2 separate regions of the Homo sapiens genome follow, and region 1 is linked to region 2. Evidence: chromatin contacts called from ENCODE Hi-C or POLR2A ChIA-PET data. All regions are on one chromosome and are shown on one strand. The core of a region is the stretch at or near the end of the contact, and the rest is flanking DNA. Distances in the headings are between cores, read along the strand shown. Region 1 overlaps LOC105371019 (a long non-coding RNA gene). Region 2 overlaps LRRC28 (leucine rich repeat containing 28).

Region 1 (6,809 bases), core at 576-3,075, 180 kb before region 2:
CACATCCCACCTTCTCTGGAACTAAGGCTCCAATGATGCATGAGTCTTCATTTTCACAAGCAATAAGCACCTGCCTGTGGGTGTTTTCAATTATGTTAGAGAATAATTCTTTCCTGGTTGGGCAACTGGTTTGGATTATTAAGATGACCTTCGAAAGAATTCACAGAGCGGGTCCTTCATAGGGTTTCTGAAGTGATGCATTTTAATTGAGATTGTTTCTGCAAAGGAAAAGATTAGGTCAGTGATACCACTCTCATGTTTCCTGTTTGCTCCCTGCCACTGTGGTCTCCTGTCTTGGCCTTCCCAAACGGGACAGGTTGTGTCTGAAGGCAAGAAGAGAACCATCGGTTGGAAAATCTGGAGTCCTGGGGAAGGAAGGCTGTGAGACGGTTTGCCTGTGTCAGGGCTTGGGGAGCATGACATTTGTGTACCTGAGCAGGATGTCATTTCCCGCTGAATAACCCGGGCACCTACCCAGCCTTTATTTTGGCCCCGACTGTGTGTTAAATGCAACCAATATCTCCTCTGAAAGCTCCTAAGAACAATCTGAATTGATGGGGCTGTTTTGTTTCCAGCCAAAGGATGCTGGTGGCATCAGCGAGGAAGGCAAACCCCGTGACCGTAAGAGCTGAACAAGGAGGCGGGAGCCATCTCTGCTGGCCAGGGTGATCGGTGCATTCAGGGGTGAGGAATGACAAGAGCAGTGCCCTGAAATATTTGTTTCTCTTCTTGTCGTGTTTTTTCTTTGTTATCTGATGGCTTACATCTGACTTTCCCAACAGGCTGCAAAACAGTAATGATTGCTGCCTGGGGGAGGTGACCTTTAAGTGGAAATACTGTCCTTGTGGGCAAAAGGCCACAAACAAAAGGTCAACATGTGGACCAATGGGGAGCTGCCTTATTTGCCCACCTGGGGCCTTTACCCCGATTCGGCCTTGCCCTTCCCACCCCTCCTCCCCCCAAGCAGATGGATGGGAGGGGGGCTCCGACATCCACATCCAAGCGTTGAGTTCTTCCCTCTCCTCCTGGCCCTGACCGATTTTCCACAGAATCTGGTTTCATCCCAGTGTTGCACTCCTAGCAATGGGAGGGAGGGCTGGTGCCGCCCACAGTGAGTAGCTTTACTGTTGACGGCTCAAGTACTTCTAGCCACGGTGGGCTTTCCTTCAGCTCAGTCCCATCTTCAAGCTGGATAAACGCAGTCCTCAGGGGAGGGGCTCCCCTCCTTGGTGCCTCACCCCAGGCTCCTCCACAGTGGAGGGGCTTTCCTTGTGGTTCTCGGCCCTCTCATGAGTTCTCTCCCAGCTCCTTGGTCTTTGTCAGGCCTCTGCTCCTCTTCCTGGAGGCAGAATCTCTGTGTCCCTCAGCCTCTCCATGCTGCTTGGTTTGTGTCCTTGGGTGGAGCACCTTGGAGGCTCTCAGAGAACCTTCTCAGGCCAGCCCCAGTGTGTTTCTTGTGTGAAAGGAGGCCCTTGTTATGAGCTTTGGTTTCCCAGCACCTGAAGCATGATCTTGATATTTATGTGGAGAATTGCGTCTCTCACTCTTTTTTTTTTTATTTTTTGAGTCTTTGTGAAGAGCAAAACCACCTCTCTGAAAGGTAAGTGATGGTCAGATACTTCCTTTTTCCAGCCTGCCTTGCAGCTGGGGCTCAAAGAGTGGGGCTTCCCAGCCAGGTGAAGGTGCCAACACCAGACTCAGAGCTGGTGACTCAGGAGGGAAGGGACAGTGGTGGCCGCAGGAGCAGTGGCAGCCAGGCACAGCTCCTGGGGTGGGCGAGGTGTGGGTGCTCAGAGGTGGTGGCAGGGTTTCCCCATCAGCCCTGTTCTGTGGTGTGATTTGACTCATGGTTCCTCAAAGATCAGCTCTGTGCCTGTGTGTCCTCTAAAATGATTCGGAGCTGCCCCATAGCCTTTCACGAGACTCCCTTTCACTGAAATTAGCCAAAATAGGTGTCTGTTGCTTGCTACTAAGAACTTGTTGCAAACGGCATTTCCCTCTACTTGAAGCCCATTCTCAAGGTTTCTGTATCTTATTTTCCTTGTTGGCCGGCAGCCTCTACCCAAAGAAAGGGAGGGAAAGCCATCTGAATTTCCGAATGGATTTCTTTAAACACATGGCAGTGACAATACTCTTTACAAAGCCCAGGCTTTGGTTTCTTCAAGTAAATTGAAGGTGAAGGGGAGGGACAAAGGGGCAGCAAGTCTCTTGAGAAGCCCACGTGTGCCGTGGCACCAGAAGCATGGAGGGGCCCCAGCGGATGGGCCACACGTGGTTTCCCAGAGCCCCCAGTTTCCCAGGGTGGCGCAGCCAACGTTTCCATGCCATGTAGAGAGGACAGGTGTGCCTGAGAGCAGGCTGCAGAGCCTTGGTAGTGGGATAAAGAGAACACGGGGCACCTGCTTAGGTCTGGCAACTGGAGAGTGGAGAGGCCACAGATACAGGGGGTAGCTGGGTAGGTGTCAATGTCCTGGGGCCAATGAACATTGACTGTCTGGGTTGCAGACACACGGTGCCTCCCAACCCGGAATACACCTCACTCAAGTTTAACACCTGGTGAGAAAGAGAGGAAAGAGGAATAAAAAAAATCCATAACTGATTCCATTTTTACTTAAAGGACAGTGAGAAAATTTTGATAGTGACTGAATGTAAATAAGGGGTTAGGAGCTGCACTAAATTCAATCAAAAAAATTAAGTAAGTTATTTGCCTGTATAAGCCTGAAAAATTTCAACCTTCCTCACCTCTTGGGGTTACCATAGGTTTTGGAACAAGGTGGAGATTGGGGCTAGAAAACCCACCGTCTTCCAACTCGGCTTTATCCTTCTCTTTAAGAACCAGGCTTTCTGCACTTGATGTGGTTACATCTTTGAACTTACTGGCAAGAAACATATGTCTGTAAATTGGCCTTGAAAAGTGATACCCATATGCAGGTTATAGAGAAGGGCTAGGATCCTTATTCCAGGAAATCCTCTGCTTTCCTGGGAAGAAGATTACTGCAGTGAATGAAAACAAGATGAAACAAAACCAAAGGAATCAATACATTCCATCTGCCTTTGCTGCTTCAGCCTGTTTTGGGAAGCTCAGGTGCAGAGGTTGTTGAGAGCCTGCTGAGAAAGTTTGCCGAAAAGGTCAGCATTCTTGGTCATCAGGGCTAGCCCCAGATCTGCTATTGCAGGGACTCTCTTCTGCACCCTCCAGCTTTATATTTTCTGGAAACATCTCCCCTGATCAAGCATGAATGGGACTGACCAAACCCTGCCTGCTTTGACGGCATGTTACCTTGCACAATACTCAGGCTAATAACACACACCCTCCCATGGGTGTTTGTTGTTTGGGGCCCTCCACCTTCGAGGACAGACACTGTCCTGTTTTGAACTCGAGGCAGGAACTTTGACACCTGCCCTTGGCTGTCTCAGGAGCTCCAGGAAGTGTCACTTTATGCCATAGTGAAGGTGCTCTTCTGTATGGCCCCTGCCTTCCTTTGCAGTAGACAACTCACCCCTCTCCAAAAATGCCACCCATGTTCACACTGCTGTGTCTTTAGACACATTATCTCAGCCCAGGATGCCCATCAGCCTGCCCTACCCCACTCCAGCTCCCTGCCTACTGCAATAGGATGTCCTAGACTCTGCTAATGACCAGGCGCCACAGGATGGAGAAGCCAGCGCACAGGAAACACGAATGGTGAAATCCAAGAAGCCACCCTCCCTTTTTTTTTTTTTTTTTTTTTTTTTGATCTGTCTCAACAGATCCTCACTCCGTTGCCCAGGCTGGAGTGCAGTGGTGCGATCTTGGCTCACTGCAACCTCTGCTTCCCAGGTTCAAGCAATTCTTGTGCCTCTGCCTCCTGAGTAGCTGGGACCACAGGCATGTGCCACCACACCCAGTTAATTTTTCTATTTTTAGTAGATATGGGGTTTCACCATGTTGGCTAGGCTGGTCTCAAACTCCTGACCTCAAGTTATCCGCCTGCCTAGGCCTCCCAATATGCTGGGATTATAGGCGTGAGCCACCACACCCATCGCAAGAAGCTACTCTGAGCTGAAGATCAATCAGTTTATCTAAAATGGGACTGGAAGGCAAGGTGTGGCTTGGACATTGACCAGATGTGTGGTGGTGATGGATCATTTGACCTCTCTAGGCCTCTACTTGCTCAGCTCTGAGCTGATGGGGCTAGATGGATGAGTCCTGTCTGCCACATTAGCCTGCGACTGTAAGTCTGGGTTTGCTCCAAGATGGTTCACCCACATGGCTTGTGGCAGGAGGCCTCAGCTCCTTGCTGCATAGACCTCTCCATGGGGCTGCCTGAGTGTCCTCACAACATGGCAGCCAGCTTCTCCAGTGCTAGTGATTTGAGAGCGACAAGGGCAGAAGCCACAATGTCTTTTATAGCCGTACCATCACTCGACCTTACTCCATCGGTCACGTGGGCCAACCCTGATCCGATGTAGAAGGGGACCACACAAAGCATTGATACTAGGAGGTGGGACTACAGATGGCCATATTGGAGGTGGCTGTCACCAAGCTCAAAATCCAAACTTAGTTAGGCTCATCTGAATTATCAAGAAATCGATCTGGAGGATTTCCTAGGAGTTCCTGCCCGCAGGGTTTGTATCCTGCCCCTTCCGTGCCCAGGAGTGATAGGTCCTGTGGAGCTGGATACCAGAGAAAATCTTTTCATGACACCAGGCAATGCCAGACATAGAGTTGACAGTCAAGCAGGCGCCACAAAAGGGATCTGAGAGCCTAAGGCTTGGAAAGTCCAGAGGCTCAGCAAATGTAGGAGGGCCAAGTAGGAGCCAAGTTGGAGCTGAGTGCAGGAATACACGATTTCTTTCTTCTTCTTTTTTTTTTATTTTTGGAGGAGGGAATAAGTCATTCATAGTTAACATCAAAGTAAATGTGTTCAGATTAATACCTTGAATTATATTAATGTGCTTTCTTTTTTCACTCCTTATTTGTGATTTCCACCTACTTAGCCACAGTTTCCATTATCTTCATGAGCAGTAGCTGGAATGAAGGAGAAATGGAAAGTGGGAATGAAGACAGGATGCTGAGCTTCAGATACTTAAATAAACTCAAGAACAGGAGGACTGAAAGCCAAGATTTCAACTGCAAGAGCCGGGCCATTAAGAGAGGAAAGGGTTTCCTAAATTCGCATACATTTCTTTTAAATACAATAATCTTAGAGGACAAGCATGGGGTTTTCACCACACACCATAGTGTAGAGAAGGATTCACAAATGACCCAAGAGCAGTTCCCTGTCCCCCAGCAAGGTGAACAGCCCTTCTTGGGCTGGGATGTGGGGGGCAGAGATGAGAGACATTTTCAGTTAATGAGATTATTAGATTAAGACACTATACCTAGAGTGCAGGAGAGATTATGGACATTTCAGATGGTCCAAAGAAGAATCTGAAAGCTTGTGCTCCACTTTCTGTTTAGAATTCCAGGCAGAGACTGCCTTGCAAGGTGATCTACACCCATGCTGGGGGGCTTCAGTAGAGGAGAAATGATGGTGTGAAACGTTTAGATATGGAGGGAATCTGAGATGCCATAGAGGAGGTTCCCTGGGTTTCTGTGTGGCTTGGGTGAGATCTAGAACTTTCTGTGTGGGATGGGAGTGGGGAGCAGTAGTACTAAAAGGGTCGCGGGAGAGGAAGAGGTTGGTGCCTGGTAGGAGACAAACCCCTGCAGCTGGAGGCCAAGAGAGGATCACGGTGGGCAGAGCACATGGCCCAGGGGTGGAGCCGACCTCCAGACACCAGAAGAACAACCTAAGTTCCTCCCACACAGTCAGACTTGAAACTAGAGGACAGACAGAGAACCAGGAATGTCTACTTTGCCCCCATGAGGAATAGAAACAACTTCCTGACTATCCCTTGGTGGGACAGGAGGACTTTCAAGAGGATGAAACTCTGAAAAAGAGTTTACCCTGTGATTAATTAAATGAAATCCTCAATGGCCAGAGTAATTATACAAAGATTAAGTGTCAAATGGGAGAGAGTTTACCTGGAAGCAGTAAGATTCGTTGCTTTTATTGGTTCATTTGTTTTGTTTTCTGCTTTCGGTAGAAATGGATCTTCACGAGTCAGTTGAATTTGATTAAACAGAATTTAGCATTTCAGCCATTTGGGTGACAGTGGGTGCATTCTAAAGTCAGCACACCACCCAAAGTGATATATGAGGTGGAATGGGAGGGGTGGCAGGTATTCAGCTTAAAGGACCGGGATATCATGATCAGTGGCTACTGTTTTACTTTTAAAAACCTTCCTTTTCTGGGTCTAGAATATATAAAGAATGTCTACAAATCAACAACAAAAAACATGAACAGCCTAATTTTTTAAACAGGCAAATGAATTCAGTAGGTATCTCACAGGACAAATGAATGATCAGTAAGCACTGAAAAGGTGTTCAATGTCCCCAGTCATCAGGACAACACAAATTAAAATTGCAATAAGATAACATTTCACGTCCACTAAAATTGCTAAGGTGAAATACGATGAACATTGACAAGTGTGTGGAGACACTGGAACTCTTTATCATTGTGGATGAAGATGTGTCTAGCAGTTTCTTATGGCAGTAAATAAACATGCTTCTACCCCATGACCCAGCAGTCAGTTCCACTCTTAGTTATTAACCCAAAAGAAATGAAAACAAATGTCTACACACAGACTTATACAAGAATGTTTACAGTAGCCATACTCATAAGAGTCAAACACTGCAAACAATCCCAAGGCATGTCAACAGAAAGGATCAACAAAATGCAGCATCTCCGTTTAATGGAACATCACTCAGCAATACAATGAAC
Region 2 (6,270 bases), core at 1,812-4,311:
CTAAAAATACAAAAACTAGCTGGGTGTGGTGGTGCACACCTGTAATCCCAGCTACTCAGGAGGCTAAGGCAGGAGAATTGCTTCAACCCGGGGGGTGGAGGTTGCCATGAGCCGAGATCGTGCCACTGCACTCCAGCCTAGGCGACAGAGCAAGACTCTTGTCTCAAAAAAAATTAAAAAAAAACAAACTGAATTCGTAATTTTAAATCTTTAAATCCTCCCATAAGAAAAGACCAGGTCCAGATGGCTTTTCTATTCTAACAAATATTTCAATTCTATTATATATTTAAGGAGGAAATAATATCAATTGTTCACAAACTGTCTCAGAAAACAGGAGGAAAAACTTTCCAACTCATTCTATGAACATTACCCTGATACTAAAACCATACAAAAACATCATAAGAAATCTACAGACCAATATCCCTCATGAACATAAGTGCAAAAGTCCTTAACAAAATATTAGCAAATGAAAGCCAGCAACACTTAAAATGATTATTTATCATGAACAAGTAGGTCTGAGATGTTTCTGAGTGTACATTTTTTTAAAAGGTGGGAAAGAGAATCTACAAAAGCAGTAAAAAAAATACTGGCAGGCATCATGGACCAGAAATTGTGAGAAATTACTAGATGATAGAAAAGAACAGAAATTAAATTAAATACAGAAATACCACAAAAGAGTCAGCAGCATCAATAAAGTGTTAAAGCCTCGCTAGCCACCATCCACCCAAGCTAACTCAGCAGCCTGGTTCTTTCCACAAAGTTGAATAGTAACTTAGCTGTTTACTTGGCTCTTGCTTGCTCTGCCCCAGGACATGACCTTTTAAAGGGCAGGGACTGTCTTGCCCATCTTTGCAGTAACATGCCTTAGCTCTGTGCCTGGAACACAGGAGGCACCATTATCTCTTTGCTGAAAGAATAAACTAGAATGTGATTAATATGCTGTAAAATGATATCTGGACCCTAATGGGGGTCTGAAGATAATTTTCCAGGTAAGAAAGTATACCTTTTAAAACCTTTTAATCATTTTTTTTATTTTTTAAAAAGCAAAGAACATACCCTTATTTTATTGATATTTTATGAACTGGGTAATGACCAAATCTGGGAACACCACTGTAACTTACACCCTCTATAGAATAGAGAGAAATACAGAACAAAGGTAGGTGAGGGCCCCATAAGAGGCCACACTCCAAAATCCATACTGAATCTGTTAGCCTCTCCGAGACCTCTACTGTTGACACCAAGCTCAGCCTATTACCATCTCTTGCCTGAACTCAACCAACAAGCCTTCCCATTGGTCGTCTTCTTCTATTCTCACCCCTTCCAATCTATTTTCTACACAGAAGTCAAAGTGATATTAAAATATACGTCAGATGGCGGTCCTTCCCTGCCCCAAACTCTGCCCTGGCTTTCTGCTGCACATCAATAAAATCTCTAACACCGTCTTACTAGCAACATGGTCTCCAGATCAGCCCTGGCCCACCTCTCTTCCCCACAAGTGGGTCTGATGCTAGAAATGTAAGGTTGGTTCAACAGCTGAAAAATCAATGTAATACACATGTTCATGGAATAAGAATAAAGCATTTCACAAAATCTAAAATCCACTCATGATAACTACTCTCAACAAACTAGGAACAAAAGGCAACTCCTTCAACCAATAAGGGGCATCTACAAAACACCTCTAGCTGAGAACGTATGGAACACTACGTTAATGGTGACAGGCTGAGTGCTTTCCCCTTAAATCCCCCTTGTGCCTACAAGGCAAGGAGGCTGAGTGTTTCCATTGGTACCCAACAATATACTGGAGATTCTAGCAAAGGCCGGAAGGCAAAAACTGAACAAACAAAAAGCATCAAGAATGGAAGAGAAGAAGTAAAACTTTATTTACAGATAAAATGATCCTTAGTAGAAAATACTAATTAAGGGATCCACAAAAACTCTTAGAACTAATAAACAAGTTTTAAAGGGTTGCTAGATACAAGATCAATATTAGAAAATCAATTGCATTTCTATACATCAGGAAAAAACAATTCCAAAATTAAATTAAGAAAATAATTCCATTCACAACAGCACCAAAAAAAATTATATACTTGGTAATAAACTGAACAAAAGTAGTACAAAACTTATATGCTACAAACTGCAAAATACCGTTGAGAGAAATTAAAGAAGATCTAAATAAACAGAACGATATTTCATGTTTATAGATTTGAAGACAACACTGGTGAGATGGCACACTCCCCAAACTGATCTGCAGATTCAACACAATCCCTATCAAAATCCCAGGAGGCTTTTTTTGGTAGAAATTGACAGACTGATTTTAAATATTTATTGCTGTGTCATGCTGAAATTAATGTTGTATTCCTGACACAGAGTTACAATGCATTCTTTTTGGAATCCTGGTAGAATCCTACTCTTTTCACACCACTCCCAATCCTTTCTACCCCTTCCCTGGGAGCAAACATAAGTCTGTACACCTTATTTCCTTAGTGTCTCTAACTTTACAGTTGTTTGCATTGTTTACTTTTGTGCTAAATACACAATACCTTGAAACTTTTCAGCTACTTATAGAGTATTCTGAAAATGATTTTATTATTGCCACATAGTAATTACTTAGATTAGGCACAAAAATAACATTATGGTGTCAATTTCAAAAGAAAAACACAGTAAGTCCCCTTTAAATCATAGTTCTGTGCTGATGCACAATGACCTAACCTAAAATTTAAATGGGAATGGGAAGGAAGCCACCCACTCCACACCAAGCTAGTGACCACAGAGAGTCAATGACAGACTTGATATTTTTAAGCACTTGCTTTTTCCGGTACCACTAAAAATAGCTCTAAGTTGAGCTCCAGAGCACACTGGGTTGAGAACATACAGAAATCCCCCTTTATCCGCGGTTTAGCTTTCTGAGGTTTCAGTTACCCACAGTCAACTGCAGTCTGAAAATATTAAATGGAAAATTCCAAAAATTAACCGTCCGTAAGTTTTAAATTTCATGCCATTTTGAGCAGCATGATGAAACCTCATTGTATGAATCAGCCCTTAGTCCAGTGTACCCGCCCTGTCTACCCTCCTCGCCCATTAGTCACTTAGTCATTTAGGGTATTAGCTCCAGAAAACGTAGTGGATATAAGGTTGAGTGCTATTTGAGGTTTTAGGCACCCACGGGGGGTCTTGGAACATACTCCCACAGATAATAGGGGACTACTGTACAAATAAATAAAAGACAACATTTCAATGCCAAATTCCATTTGGTGTACAGTAAGTCTTCCTTTTTATATCCATTTTCTTTCTCTTGAGCTGTGGAATACACATACTCTGGTACGTACAAATAGGTTCAAACCATAATCCTGTTACTTATTGGCCATGCAACTTTGGGTTATTTACTCAACTATTTAGATCATCGAATTGCTGTTAAAGAAAAAAGAGTAACACCTAACTCAGGAGATTAATAGTGATTAAAATATCCCATATAATTCAATAACAATAACAGAAAAGTTAGTATTTACTTCTAATTTTTCAGTTCATACTACAAAATATTCCAAATGTAAACTCAATATAAATACTTCTGTAATTGATGAAGTTTTTTATTATCAAAATAACTGCAAACACAAACATGTTTGTTAACTCTAACACAGAGAAAAGGGCTCTTTATTGGGAGATAGATGACTTTCAGAAACTGTGAAGCACTATCTTCCTTGGACAATTAAAAAAATTAAAAGCAATTCAGATTCACTTGAAATATTAGTCCATTTTTAAGGCTAAGAACAGCATTCAGGATGTCCCACACACTTAAGTTAACTGCAATTATCAAACAACGCAACCTCTTAGACATTCCTTGTAACAATTGGGATCGAATCCTAGATATAGTCTAAAATCATTTTTTAAAAAGCAGAATTCATATCTTCCTAAGAAGGAGTTTAACCTGACTCTCTGATATGAGGATTAAAATCCTTTAACACCAAATTATTGTACTTATATTTTTAAACCCAGACTGGTCACTGCAAATAAGCAGCCTAGCTAGAAAGGACCTGGTCTCTACACGTGGGGTGAATCATGCTCACAGACCAGGGAGCCAAAATCAAACTGTGGTAAATTATGCTTAATAATACAAATAAACTTTGATGCTTCTGTTCTGAGATGTTTCTGAGTGTACATTATTTTAAAAGGTGGGAAAGAGAATCTACAAAAGCAGTAAAAAAAGATACTGGCAGGCATCATGGACCAGAAATTGTGAGAAATTACTGGATGATAGAAAAGAACAGAAATTAAATACAGAAATACCACAGAAAAATCAGCAGCATCAACAAAGTGGTCAAAGCCTCTGCTAGCCACCATCTACCCAAGCTAACTCAGTAGCCTGGTTCTTTCCACAAAGTTGAATAGTAACTTAGCTGTTTATTTGGCTCTTGCTTGCTTTGCCCCAGGACATGACCTTTTAAAGGGCAGGGATTGTCTTGCCCACCTTTGCAACAACATGCCTTAGCTCTGTGCCTGGAACACAGGAGGCACCATTATCTCCTTGCTGAAAGAATAAACTAGAATGTGATTAATATGCTGTAAAATGGTATCTGGACCCTAATGGGGGTCTGAAGATAATTTTCCAGGTAAGAAAGTATACCTTTTAAAATCTTTTAATCACTTATTTTATTTTTTAAAAAGCAAAGAACATACCCTTATTTTATTGATATTTTATGAACTGGGTAATGACCAAATCTGGGAACACCACTGTAACTTACACCCTCTATAGAATAGAGAGAAATACAGAACAAAGGTAGGTGAGGGCCCCATAAGAGTCCACATTCCAAAATCCATACTGAATCTGTTAGCCTCTCCGAGACCTCTACTGTTGACACCAAGCTCACCCTATTACCATCTCTTGCCTGAACCCAACCAACAAGCCTCCCCATTGGTCTTCTTGCTTCTATTCTCACCCCCTCCAATGTCACAGAAGCCAGTGATATTAAAATATACATCAGATCATGGTCCTTTCCTGCCCCCAGACTCTGCCCTGGCTTTCTGCTGCACTTCAATAAAATCTCTAACACCATCTTACTAGCAACATGGTCTCCAGATCAGCCCTGGCCCACCTCTCTTCCCCACCTCGCTACAATCTAATTACCTTGTCCTTCCTTCTGTCTGGCCCAATGAAGTGTCAAGTTATTTCTTCCCTTGGAGGCTTTGAATCTGCTATTCCTCGGTCAGGAATGCTCCTTCCCAACCCTCCCAACCGTAGACTCTTTCTTGTGTTTCAGAATGTTACCATCACATTTTCACAAAGGCCTTCCCTGACTTCAAGCAGATTCCCTATTTCTCAATTGTAGCATCCTATTTATTCCCTCCCTGCATTTACTTATTTAATTACTTATTCATTTATTTACATGTCAAACCACAGTGTGTACCTCCCACTAGAAAATAAATTTCATAAGAACAGGGGCTTTGATTTTATTTGCTGCTATATTCCCCATATTCCTAGCACCTAGCAGAGTCTAGCACATGGTAGGTGCACAGTAAATATTTTTTGACTTAATGTATTCCTTAAACTACCTCACTTGTTCAGTGGCCGCAGACCAGACTTGCAGCTGCACACAAACCTCACACTTATGATTCAGATTTGTTGCTTAGCAAAATTACAACAGTTGTGGACTTTTGAGGAAACTCACAAATCCTTGGAGGAAAAAAAAGTGAAATCCAAGACTGCTAGAGGTTTGTTGCACATTTAACATAATTTAAGTTTTCCTTAATGTCTTATAATTATCTCTGTGAATGCAAGTGATGGGAGTATTCTATAAGACATTACTGACCGAACGCCAGCTGCCCACAAGCTAAATAGCCCCAGTCTCTTACGCATTTTCAAATTTGTGTGTGTGATCTGCTATATAGCTGACACAGTTTTACAGAAATAAATGTAACATGCATAACTTAGACTATACAATAACATAACTAAATTTTCAGCAGGCATGTCAGAAGTCACGTAAGCAAATAAATATTGCCCTTCAAGATCATAAACCAGCAAAACCAATCCAATGATATGTGTTCATTCATATTTTTGAAATTTGTTTTGAAATTCCCTTAAGATCTTGATATAGAATTTTTTCATGGATTCTAGGGATCAAATCTACCCCCAAAATGATAAGGATATGATACCATCAATTATATTGAGAAGAACATGCCTCAAACTCTGAAGGCAAGTCTAAAGGAAAACATTTTTTTCATGTTTAAACAAGATTGGCATCCTCTGAGTAACATACTCAATGACAGCTCAGAGGCATT

What was found. A loop is a pair of places that touch in the nucleus more often than their neighbours do. ChIA-PET counts read pairs that join two places held with the same protein, here RNA polymerase II (POLR2A). Pooled maps may share reads with other maps.
Region 1: a map with no recorded cell type shows a loop between it and region 2 (4-fold over the local background). The contact joins two enhancer-like sites. A Hi-C loop is called at or near these places in 5 of 37 single-sample maps with no recorded cell type and 5 of 50 pooled maps. POLR2A ChIA-PET finds 5 or more read pairs at or near these places in 1 of 52 experiments (activated T-cell).

Annotation. Positions count from the first base shown.
Region 1 is chr15:99,497,292-99,504,100 of GRCh38, reverse strand. It overlaps LOC105371019 (a long non-coding RNA gene), which reads left to right. Exons shown (of 3, transcript XR_001751710.2): 2 at 576-684; 3 at 4,981-6,604. Among named protein-coding and RNA genes, the nearest start is that of MEF2A, 65 kb to the left of the region's middle. RefSeq lists enhancers at 1,185-1,434, 1,715-1,784, 1,835-1,924, 1,955-2,114. Within about 2 kb of position 1,825, at least 3 of the 41 ENCODE cell types and tissues checked have a DNase peak (open chromatin) inside an H3K27ac peak, as active enhancers do.
Region 2 is chr15:99,320,987-99,327,256 of GRCh38, reverse strand. The region is part of intron 5 of LRRC28 (leucine rich repeat containing 28); the gene reads right to left. Among named protein-coding and RNA genes, the nearest start is that of LRRC28, 73 kb to the right of the region's middle. Within about 2 kb of position 3,061, at least 8 of the 41 ENCODE cell types and tissues checked have a DNase peak (open chromatin) inside an H3K27ac peak, as active enhancers do.